Linked DNA regions of Homo sapiens: regions 1, 3 and 4 are each linked to region 2. The links are chromatin contacts, found by Hi-C or POLR2A ChIA-PET in ENCODE. All regions are on one chromosome and are shown on one strand. Each heading gives the region's core, a stretch centred on a gene start or an enhancer-like site at or near the end of the contact. The rest is flanking DNA. Distances are from core to core; before and after follow the strand shown. Region 1 holds the start of TOMM40 (translocase of outer mitochondrial membrane 40). Region 2 holds the start of ETHE1 (ETHE1 persulfide dioxygenase). Region 3 has its middle 7.2 kb from the start of CBLC. Region 4 has its middle 6.8 kb from the start of CEACAM16.

Region 1 (2,700 bases), core at 199-2,698, 1.4 Mb before region 2:
AGGTGCTGCCGGTAGGCCCACAGACCTGTTCCTTCACTCCAGCCTAGCTGCTATGGGGAGACAGTACCTCTGGATTCTAGGTCCCCAAACTGAGTAGTCAGTCTGGCACTATATCTCCGAGTCTTTTCAAGTATCAGGGAGCCCAGCTCTTGAGGGAGGAGTAATTGGGCCGAGTGTGCAGATGCAGGGAGGGGGACGGCGGGGACGATCTCTGGTGGGTAAGGACACCAGGAAGGCTCACCTGAAAATGGTTACTCAACCCTTTGTTGACTGTGAGCTTGACACCCTCCATCTGAATGGGAAACAGCTCTGGAGAAGAGAAACGCTGTCACACTCCACTCCAACCCCACACCAACTCTCATCTCTTCCTTCCCTACCACCCCCAGCTCTCTCCAGAGACCCACAGCAGAACATCTCACAAAGGATTCCACCTGTAAAGAGGCAGTACAGCCTAGTTAGACAGGGCCAGGGCCTTTGCTTGCTCAAATCTCACTGCCACCAAGCTGAGCAACTTTAGGTCAAACTCATCATCTGAAAGATGGGACCCTCACCACACAGAATTGTCCCAAGGATCTAATGAGTTAACGTATAATGAACACCAGAACAGAACTCCATAAATCTCCACCACTACTACTACTCTAATTGCTCCAGGCTGGGATCCGGAGGCTTTGGGTCCCATACCCAAGGAACCTCGCTGACACCTTGCTGACACCGTGACCTTGGGCCTCAGTTGCCTTCCCGATCACAAGAGAAGTCTGGCTTGGCTGATCCCGGGGCTCCTCAGGTCCCTAAAGGCTTTTCTCTACTGCTATGACATTCCATCCCGTTTCCAGCATTTGATTCCATCATTCTAAGCCCCAAGTCCAACGTTCCACCATTCGATCCCAACATCACCTCCTAGTGCTGTTAAATAATTCCAATGGTGCGCGCCAAATCCCAGAGTCCCCAGTGTCCTCCCCCTTCCCCCGAGATCCAGGCCATCGCAGCCCAGCGGGGGCCCCTCGCCCCTCACCCTTGCACTTCCGGTGGCACTCCTCGAATGTGCCCGGGTTGGGCAGGCAGCCGCAGGCCCCATCCTCGGCGGCCCCTGAGGCGCTGGCGGTTGCAGCCCCGGGGGTCCGTTCCGAACTTCGACTCGTACTGGTGCCGGCGCCCAGGCTGCCTCCCAGCGGCGGCAGCGTGAAGCCCGGCGGCGAGGGCGGAGGTGGCGGCAGCCCCACGAGGGCCGGCGCAGGCGGCGGTGGCGGCCCTGCGGGCGGCGAGCTGGCAGCCAACACGTTCCCCATGGTCGCCTGCTAGGGGAGAGGTCAGAGGGCAGAGGTCAGGGCCCGCGCGCCCCCGACTCAGCCCCAGCAAATCCGCACCCGGCTCCGGCCCCGGTTCTCACTGGCGGCGGCGCCTGCTCCCGGCCTGGGCTCCGCTCCCACCCCGTGCGCCACGCGCAACCGAACCCGCTGCCGCCGCCGCCACCACCGTCGCCCCGCCCCACCTAGCCCATTGGTTTAGTGTGCCCTGAGGCCCGCCCACCAGCGTCAAGACTCGGTCTTCCCATTGGACTTGTGCATAAAGTCCCGCCCACTTTCCCTGAAATGTCCTTTTGTATTGGTTCTCACTCGCAGGGTAGCCACGGCGCCCCTCCCACCCTTCCCATTGGCTCGCAGCGCCTGCGCCTATTGGCTCGCGTCGCCGCGGGTTCCGGTGCTAACCCGCCATTGGTCTGTGCTGAGCATTTTGCCACGCCCGCTGAGGCATCGCCCCGCCTCTCTCCTGGAGGAGGCCCTCTTTTGATTCCGCCCCGCGGCGAGGTTGCTGTGATAATTGGTCGGCTTTGACCCTTGCAGCATTTTGATTGGCTCCAGCGTGTACGGGGTCGACCTTGGTGGCGTATCAGCTTGGTACTCTCATTGGCTAACGTTCCAGGGTCGAAGGACAGGTAAAGGTGGGTTGCGCGGCAGAGGCGGCTAGGCAGCAAGGTCAGGCCTCGCGTCCCACCAGGCACCGCGGCAGCCGGGCCCCCACCCCACCTCTGGTTCGGAGTAGCCGACCTAAAACCGGAAGTGCTGGCCCTTCCCAGAGTGCCTCGGGAGAATTCTAATCTGTTCTGCGAACCCTGCGCTGCTCCTCGTTACCCACAATGCCCTCATCACCTCTTAGCGAAACAGTTGCCTTAGACCCACCCCTTTCGTTACCCATCATGCCTCTTGTTCCTCGCGTCACTGCGGCTTCTATCTTTGGCCCATTCATTCCTCTCCCATTACCCATCATGCCTCTGCCCCATTCATTTGAGCTTCATTGCCCAGACTACTTTTAGCTCCAGCCTGCCTGCTCACTTTCGTCGTTCTTCCGGCCCTTCTCTAATTAGCCATCATGTTTTGGATCCATGAACTCCTGTCCGTTACCTCCCTTGCCCCCGGTCCCTATTTTTCCATTATTCATCACTCTGCCTCTGGCCCATTCATTCAGGTTTATTATCCGTCATGCCTTGGGCTCCTATTACAACATTATTCATGATTTTGCCTTTAGTCTACTTTTACTTGCCGTTTATTCATTAAACTTGAGCCTCTTATACTTTCGTTACTGCTTTTTTAATTTTTATTTTTTTAAAGACAAGGTTGGACTCTGTCACTCAGGCTGGAGTGCAGTGGCGCCATCATAGCTTACTGCAGCCTTGAACTTCTGGCCTCAATCGATCCTCCTACC
Region 2 (2,700 bases), core at 201-2,700:
GGATAACTCAGTGGTTCATACCTGTAATCCCAGCATTTTGGGAGGCCCAGGTGGGAGGACCATTTGAGGCCAGGAGCTGGAGACCAGCCTAGGCAACATAGCAAGACCCCTGTTTCTACAAAAAAAATTCTAACAATTAAAAAAAAAAAAAAAAGCTCTGCCCCTAGGCTGGAAATCAAGGCTGCTCTGATGTCACAAAGTGACATAGATCCTCCAGATGAGAGTGGGATGTCCTATTCTCACTACTGCTACGATTACAAAGAGCAGACTTTCTGACAGCTCATGACTTGAGACTACAGTTTTTCAGCCCCAGGTCCTTGGTGTAAATGAACACAAGCTCTTTTCAGAGGTTCACACCCCAACAGAAGATGAATAATCCCCAATCTGATTATTCAAGAGATAATGCAAAATTATCTTTTTTTTTTTTTTTAAGATTTCTTCCTGGAAAGAGAGAAACATTCCTGATAAAATGCTTATGCAATTTCTGGATGAACTTTAATGGGATCAAGTGTTGTTCTGGTAACCAGGCACCCACTCAAAAGTCCCTCAAGATATTAATGACCTGGAACCGAACGAATATCTTTTTTTTTTGAGACAGAGTCTCCCTCTGTCGCCCAGGCTGGAGTGCAGTGGCGTCATCTCTACTCACTGCAACCTCTGCCTCCCGGAACCGAACATCTTTTTCTAACCATGACTATCCTACCACCTGCTAGAAAACGGCCCCACGGGACGCGGTGGCTCACGTCTGTAATCCCAGCACTTTGGGAGGACAAGGTGGGAGGAACGCTTGAGCTCAGGAGTTCGAGATCAGCCTGGGCAACATAGTGAGAACTCCGTCTCTGCAAAAAACAAATTTTATATACATGTATGTGTGTGTGTGTGTGTATATATATATATGTATATAAATATATATATAGATATAAATATATATATATAAAATGTCGGGTGTGGTGGCAACGTGCCATAGTCCCAGCTACTCGGGAGGCTGAGGTTGGAGGATCGCTTGAACCCGGGAGTTTAAGGCTGTAGTAAGCTGAGATCGAGTCACTGCACTCAAGCCTGCGTGACAGAGCGAGACTCTGTCTCAAAATAAAACAAAAGAAAAAGGAAAAAAAACGGCCCCGAGGCTATGAGTGTACTGGGGCCTCTCCCTGGGTTTCTACTTCTCTCCCTATCTCTGTTCCTACATGAGTATGTCTGTGTGTCTCTGAGCGTCTGTCCCTCGCACTTTGAGTGTCTCCCTGTTCTCTGTTTTTTCTGGGTCTCAAAGCGTCCAGGCATTGCACTCTGGCTTTCCTCGGTCTCGCCCTCGCCCCAGTCCCGCTCGGCGGTCCCCCGCCCTCTGCCCCAGGCGTCCGTGGCCCCTTTAAGGCGTGCTCCGCCCCCGCCCCGCCCTTCCCGGGGTCAGTGCCGTAGCGCCCGGCTCCTGCAGGCGCTCGGCCTCCGCTCATTCCTGACCCCGCAGTGGGCGCGATGGCGGAGGCTGTACTGAGGGTCGCCCGGCGGCAGCTGAGCCAGCGCGGCGGGTCTGGAGCCCCCATCCTCCTGCGGCAGGTGCGGGTGGCTGGACCTAGGAGGGGACTGCTGGGCACTAGGCGGCAGCAAGGACGGAACTCCGGGGTCTCTTAATAGGGAGAGATCCGGGGGGACCCACGCCTGCATCTTGCGGAAAGCGGGGTGGAGGTTTAGGGCTGGACTCTTGGGTCCTTTAAAGGTGAGTGGTCTGGGGGCCTCTGGGCTTGGGGCCAGACCCCTGGGTCCTCTATGAAAGAACGTGCTGGGGACCCTGATTTTGGGATGTTAGGAAGTTGGAACTCTTTTGTTCTGATAGGGGAAGGTAGTGGGGCTCCGGACTCCCGACTCCCGGGGAAAGAGTGGGCTGGGGTTTCTGCTTCTGGATCTTAGGAAGAGGATAGGGTCAGTCTGGACTACTTGGCCTCCAGTGGGTGGAAGTCCGGTTCTGCGCCCTCACCTGGGTCCCCCGTTCCCAGATGTTCGAGCCTGTGAGCTGCACCTTCACGTACCTGCTGGGTGACAGAGAGTCCCGGGAGGCCGTTCTGATCGACCCAGTCCTGGAAACAGCGCCTCGGGATGCCCAGCTGATCAAGGAGCTGGGGCTGCGGCTGCTCTATGCTGGTCAGTCCGGGGACCAAACTCATGGATCCCAGCGGGGCTGGGCTGCAGCGTCAGTGGAATGGGAAGCTGGGGCCCAGAACTCCTGAGTCTGAGGGAGAAGGATCTGGGCTGGGACTCCCAGGTCCTTTCTGTACCCTCCGGACCTGTCCCTCCTCTCTCTCCCAGTGAATACCCACTGCCACGCGGACCACATTACAGGCTCGGGGCTGCTCCGTTCCCTCCTCCCTGGCTGCCAGTCTGTCATCTCCCGCCTTAGTGGGGCCCAGGCTGACTTACACATTGAGGATGGAGACTCCATCCGCTTCGGGCGCTTCGTGAGTTGGGTGCTGGGTCCCCAAGAGGGTGGTGGCCTGGACTTCTTAAACTTAAGGGAAGAGGGGACTGGGGGCCTGGGATCCTGAGTCCTTGGGGAGGAGGGACCTCAGGACCTGGGTTTCTGACCCCTGAGCTCATATTTCTGGGAGGGGGGCACCATAAACCCAGGTGGGGCACTGGGGCAAGAGGCTCTGGGCAGGTGGGGCACTGGCGGAACTCCTAAGTCAACAGCATTTAAGGAGTTTCCTT
Region 3 (2,700 bases), core at 5-2,504, 1.2 Mb before region 2:
AAACGAGGTGATGGATATCCCAGTTACCCTGATTTCATCATTGCACATTGTATACATGTATCAAAACATCACATGTACCCCCACAATATGTACAACTATGTTATGTCCAAAAATACAAAAAAGGGAGAGTATGTTATGGGTTGTCTAGAGCTGGAAGGGTGTTGAGGGGAAATAGGGAGTGACTACTAATGGGTATGAGGTTTCTTTTTGGGGTGAACAACTGTTTTAAAATAGAATCTGGTGAGGCAGGCATGGTGGCTCACGCCTGTAATCCCAGCACTTTGGGATGCTGAGGCAGGTGGATTGCTTGAGCTCAGGAGTTCGAGACTAGCCTGGGCAACACAGTGAAACCCTGTCTCTACTAAAGTATAAAAAATTAGCCGGGCATGGCGGCATGCACCTGTAATCCTAGCTACTCGGGAGGCTGAGACAGGAGAATGGCATGAACCTGGGAGGCAGAGGTTGCAGTGAGCTGAGACTGAACCATTGCACTCCAGCCTGGGCGACAGAGCTAGACTCCATCTCAAAAAAAAAAAAAAAAAAAAAAGTCTGGTGATAATTGCACTATTTTGTGAATATACTAAAGTCACTGAATTGTACACTTTTTAAAATTTTATTTTTATTTTTATAGAGACGAGGTCTCTCTGTGTTGCCCAGGCTGGTCTTGAACTCCTGAGTTCAAGTAATTCTCCCACCTCGGCCTCCCAAAGTGGTGGGATTACAGGCATGAGCCACTGCGCCCGGCCAGAATTGTACACTTTAAAGAGGTAAATTGTATGGTATACACATTATATCTCAATAAAACAGTTAGGCTGGATGAAAAAGCCAAATACCGCTCATTCTTACTTGTAAGTGGGAGCTAAACGTTGAGTACTCAGGGACATAAAGATGGCAACAATAGAAACTGGGGACTGCTAAAGTGGGGAGGGAAGAAGGGAGGGGGCAAGGGTTGAAAAACTGTTGGGTACTATGCTCAGTACCTGGGTGACGGGATCAGTCGTACCCCAAACCTCAGCATCATGCAATATACCCAGGTAACAAGCCTGCACATGTACTCCCTGAATCTAAAATGAAAGTTGAAAAAAATAAAACGAAATAAAGCTATTGAATAAAAAGTGGAGACCTGAGGATAGCCACAAGAGGGCGCTCTGAGCACAGAGTTACCACCTCCCTTGGGAACGGAGTTTCTCGGCCACGCCTCAAACTATGGCCATACCTTCGAGGCCCTGGCCACGCCTCTGGGACTGTGGTCCCACCCCCAAGGGCCTAGCCCCACCCCTACACCTTAACCACACCCTCAGGTCCTGGTCACACCCTCAAAGCAGTGTCTGAAGCAGCCCATTCACGCCCCCAGCTCCCCAGACTCTGACCACAAATGCATGCACAGACTTAGAGATACTCGGAAACACAGAACCTTAAACCATAGACTTTTCTTTTCTTTTTTTTTTTTTTTGAGACTGAGTCTCGCTCTGTCGCCCAGGCTGGAGTGCAGTAGCGCGAACTCTAGTCACTGCAACCTCCGCCTCCCGGGTTCAAGCGATTCTCGTGCCTCACGCTCCCGAGTAGCTGGTATTACAGGCGCATCTCACCACACCTGGCTAATTTTTTGTATTTTTAGTAGAGACGGAGTTTCACCATGTTGGCCAGGCTGGTCTCGAACTCCTGACTTCAAGTGATCTGCCCGCCTCGGCCTCCCAAAGTGCTGGGATTACAGGCGAGAGCCACCGCGCCTGGCCAAAATCACAGACTCTTAAACCATGACTTTTACTTTGAAATCATTTGTTTTTCTTTTGAAATTATTTTAAAGTTACAGAGAAGTTGCAAGAATAGTTTCAGACATTACGTCCCTTTGCCTCTAAATGCTTCAGTTGCATTTCCAAGTGTAAGGACGTTCTCTTACACCACCACAGTACAGAGGAGCAGTGTACATTTCTCAGTGACAGTAGTATCCAACAGTGCAGCCTGTATGCAAATTGCCAGCTGTCCCCAAACTATCTGTCATAGCAAAAAGTTTTCATCTCTTCGGTTTCCTTCAGTCTGGTACGGTTCCTTGGCCTTTCTTTGTTTTTCATGGAATTGACATTTTTGAAGATTATAGGCTAGTTCTTTTGGAGAAGGTCTCCTTGATTTGGGTTTGTGTGATGTTTCCTTGTGATTAGATTCTGGTGGCAGGAGTGTTACAGAAGTGATGCTGTGTCCTTCTCTGTACATGATATCAGGAGGCACACGATGCTGGTTGTCCCAAGAATGCTGACAGATTTGGTCGGTTGGTTATGGTGAATCATGGAATCCCAGACCTATCGATTCACCAAGTCAGTCTCTTCCATCCCTGGGCCACAGTTTCCCTTTCTATAAAGTAAAAGTCTGGCTTATGTGAAGGTCTGAAAACACACTTAAAGAACAGATGTGTTCGGCTGCGCGGTGGCTCATGCCTATAATCCCAGCACTTTGGGAGGCCGAGGCGGGCGGATCATGAAGTCAGGAGATCGAGACCATCCTGGCTAACACGGTGAAACCCCATCTCTACTAAAAATATAAAAAATTATCCGGGCGTGGTGGCGGGCGCCTGTAGTCCCAGCTACTTGGGAGGCTGAGGCAGGGGAATGGCATGAACCCAGGAGGCGGAGCTTGCAGTGAGCTGAGATCACGCCACTGCACTCCAGCCTGGGCGACAGAGCGAGACTCCGTCTCAAAAAACAA
Region 4 (2,700 bases), core at 193-2,692, 1.2 Mb before region 2:
AATCGCTTGAACCCAGGAGGCAGAGGTTGCAGTGAGCCAAGATCCCGCCATTGCACTCCAGCCTGGGCAACAAGAGTGAAACTTCATCTCAAAAAAAAAAAAAAAAAAATTAGCCAGGTATGGTGGCACATGCCTGTAATTCCAGCTACTCTGGAGGCTGAGGCAGGAGGATCACTTGAGCCCAGGAGATGGAAGCTGCAGTAAGTTGTGATCACGCTACTGCACTCCAGCCTGGGGGACAGAGTGAGACTCTGTCTCAAAAAAAAAAACAAAAAAACAAAAGTTGTAGAATTCTTTTCTCATTCCTTTAGAATGGTTAAAACAATTTTTTTTTTCTTTTTTGAGATGGAGTCTCGCTCTGTTGCCCAGGCTGGAGTGCAGTGGCACGACCTCAGCTCACTGCAACCTCTGCCTCCCGGGTTCAAGCGATTCTCCTGCCTCAGCTTCTCGAGTGGCTGGGATTACAGGCGCATGCCACTATACTCGGGTAATTTTTATGTGTTTTCAATAGAGATGGGGTTTCACCAGGTTGCCCAGGCTGGTCTCGAACTCCTGCCCTCAAGTGATCTGCCTGCCTCTGCCTCCCAAAGTGCTGGGATTATAGGCGTGAGCCACCGCGCGAGGCCAATGGTCAAAACAATTTAAAAACCACTTTTTATTATGGGAAATTCTACGCACCCATCGAAAGCAGAGAGAAGAATGGTGTCTGCCCTCGCAACCACATACCCATCACTCAGCTCATAGGCAATCTGGTTCCCTCTCCTCACCCACGGCCCTCTCCTGTATTATTTGAAAGCAAATCCCAGCCATCAGATCATTTTATAGCTATTTCTGCCTGTATCTTTAAAAGATAAGGACTCATTTAAAAATAACACACTCACAATGCTATCATTTCACCTAAACAGTGAACATAAAAATCAACAATTCCTTAATATCTTCAAATGCTCAGTGTTCGAGTTTTCTGTTGTTCAGCAAAGCCATGATTTCTTGAATAATATCATAATTCCTTTTGGGCAGCCATCACTCAAATCTAATTTTAGAACACTTTTATCACCCTGGGAAAATTCCCTTCTGCCAGGATCGAAAAGTGGTTCAATATTTTGAAATTTCTGCCTCAGCAGTGAAGTGCTTTCTTCTGACGGAAACTTACCTGGAACCCCAGTGTGTTCAACATGTAAACAACACCTCAACCCACACCTGTCCAACCCCCCAACCGCCCCCCCGGTACAGGATCCCCATCCAGGGCTGTAGGCAGACCCGGGGGGTGGGAGAGTTGGTGGACAGTGGCTGTGTATACCTCTAGTGGTCTATCTACATCCATTGACCCTGAGACCCTAGGAACCCGCACAAAACCTTTTTGCACACAGAGTTGAATCGGGAGGGCAGGGTTTTCCCCGTGAATCATAGTGACTCTTGGTCATGGCCCAGCCCACTTCCTTCCCTGCCACCAACTTACTCATTTGTAAAGCAAGGAGCCACAGCCCTGAGAATCTAGGGTGTACCAGGGCTCGTGGGAAGAGGAGGTGGCAGAGGGAAGCAGTGTGCCCTGGTGGGCAGAACTTGGGTGGAGAGAGCCTGGGAGCCGGGGATGGGCGTGGGGGGCGTCTTAGTTCCCGTCAAGGACACTGGTCTCAAGCTAATTAGGCCAAACATAAACACGGTGCCTGAAATTCCACCATCAGCGAGACCTCCTTTGGGTTAAGCATCACTCTCTCCCCTGTGCCCTTTGTAGAGGGCAGACACCTCTGCCTGGACACACAGACCCCACTTGAATGGGCATGGATTGCATCTTGGTTCACCTTCCTTTCAGGCTGGGATGAGCAGAAGACAAATTTTCGGTGTTAGAAACTTTGGTTTTGTTCTCAGCTTGTCCACTGATACCCTGGGTGACCTCACCTTTTTTTTTTTTTTTTTGAGACAGAGTCTCGCTCTGTCGCCCAGGCTGGAGTGTGGTGGCACAATCACAGCTCACCGCAGCCTTGACCTCTTGGGGTTAAGCAGTCCTTCCACCCCAGTCTCCCAGGTAGCTGGGACCACAGGCACACACCACCACGCCTGGCTAATTTTTAAATATTTTTGGCCCAGTGCGGTAATTCACGCCAGTAATCCCAGCACTTTGAGAGGCCGAGGTGGGTGGATCACTTGAGGTCAGGAGTTCAAGACCAGCGTGGCCAACGTGGTAAAACCCCCGTCTCTACTAAAAATACAAAAATAAGCCAGAAATCGCTTGAACCCAGGAGGCAAAGGTTGCAGTGAGCCGAGATCGTGCCACCGCACTCCAGCCTGGGTGACAGGGAGAGGCTCCATCTCAAAATAAATAAATAAATAAATAAATGAAAGTAAATAAATAAATTTTTTTGTGTGTGCAGACTGGGTCTCGCTGTTACCCAGGCTCATCTTGGACTTCTGAGCTCAAGCGGTCCTTCTGCCTTTGCCTCCTAAAGTCCTGGGATTAAAAGCATAAGCCACTTTGCCTGGTCAGCTTCACTTACTTAACCTCAGTTTCCTCATCTGTAAAATGGGGATAATCACAGTACTAGGTTGGTGCAAAAGTAATTGTGGCTTTTGCCATTACTTTTTTTTTTTTTTTTGAGACGGAGTCTTGCTCTGTCCCACAGGCTGGAGGGCAGTGGCACAATATCGGCTCACTGCAACCTCTGCCTCCCTGGTTCAAGCGATTCTTCTGCCTCAGGCTCCTGA

Evidence for each region. A loop is a pair of places that touch in the nucleus more often than their neighbours do. ChIA-PET counts read pairs that join two places held with the same protein, here RNA polymerase II (POLR2A). Pooled maps may share reads with other maps.
Region 1: a loop to region 2 is called in a pooled map, with 6 times the contacts of the local background. The contact joins the promoter of TOMM40 here to the promoter of ETHE1 in region 2. A Hi-C loop is called at or near these places in 3 of 37 single-sample maps with no recorded cell type and 7 of 50 pooled maps. POLR2A ChIA-PET finds 5 or more read pairs at or near these places in 1 of 52 experiments (OCI-LY7).
Region 3: a loop to region 2 is called in a pooled map, with 3 times the contacts of the local background. The contact joins the enhancer-like site here to the promoter of ETHE1 in region 2. A Hi-C loop is called at or near these places in 1 of 50 pooled maps. POLR2A ChIA-PET finds 5 or more read pairs at or near these places in 3 of 52 experiments (BJ, activated CD4-positive, alpha-beta T cell and endothelial cell of umbilical vein).
Region 4: a pooled map shows a loop between it and region 2 (4-fold over the local background). The contact joins the enhancer-like site here to the promoter of ETHE1 in region 2. A Hi-C loop is called at or near these places in 2 of 50 pooled maps. POLR2A ChIA-PET finds 5 or more read pairs at or near these places in 3 of 52 experiments (AG04450, CD4-positive, alpha-beta T cell and activated B cell).

Annotation. Positions count from the first base shown.
Region 1 is chr19:44,890,002-44,892,701 of GRCh38, reverse strand. It overlaps TOMM40 (translocase of outer mitochondrial membrane 40), which reads right to left and starts at 1,448. Exons shown (of 9, transcript NM_001128917.2): 1 at 1,013-1,448; 2 at 242-309. The coding sequence starts at 1,286. RefSeq lists a silencer at 1,112-1,751 and enhancers at 2,062-2,221, 2,391-2,700.
Region 2 is chr19:43,525,951-43,528,650 of GRCh38, reverse strand. It overlaps ETHE1 (ETHE1 persulfide dioxygenase), which reads left to right and starts at 1,450. Exons shown (of 7, transcript NM_014297.5): 1 at 1,450-1,554; 2 at 1,992-2,136; 3 at 2,302-2,450. The coding sequence starts at 1,474. RefSeq lists a silencer at 1,299-1,488 and enhancers at 2,099-2,278, 1,794-2,298, 2,299-2,700.
Region 3 is chr19:44,769,290-44,771,989 of GRCh38, reverse strand. No RefSeq gene overlaps it. Among named protein-coding and RNA genes, the nearest start is that of CBLC, 7.2 kb to the left of the region's middle. Within about 2 kb of position 1,254, at least 4 of the 41 ENCODE cell types and tissues checked have a DNase peak (open chromatin) inside an H3K27ac peak, as active enhancers do.
Region 4 is chr19:44,690,998-44,693,697 of GRCh38, reverse strand. No RefSeq gene overlaps it. Among named protein-coding and RNA genes, the nearest start is that of CEACAM16, 6.8 kb to the left of the region's middle. RefSeq lists an enhancer at 1,195-1,264. Within about 2 kb of position 1,442, at least 23 of the 41 ENCODE cell types and tissues checked have a DNase peak (open chromatin) inside an H3K27ac peak, as active enhancers do; they include CD4-positive, alpha-beta T cell, where a contact is called at or near this core.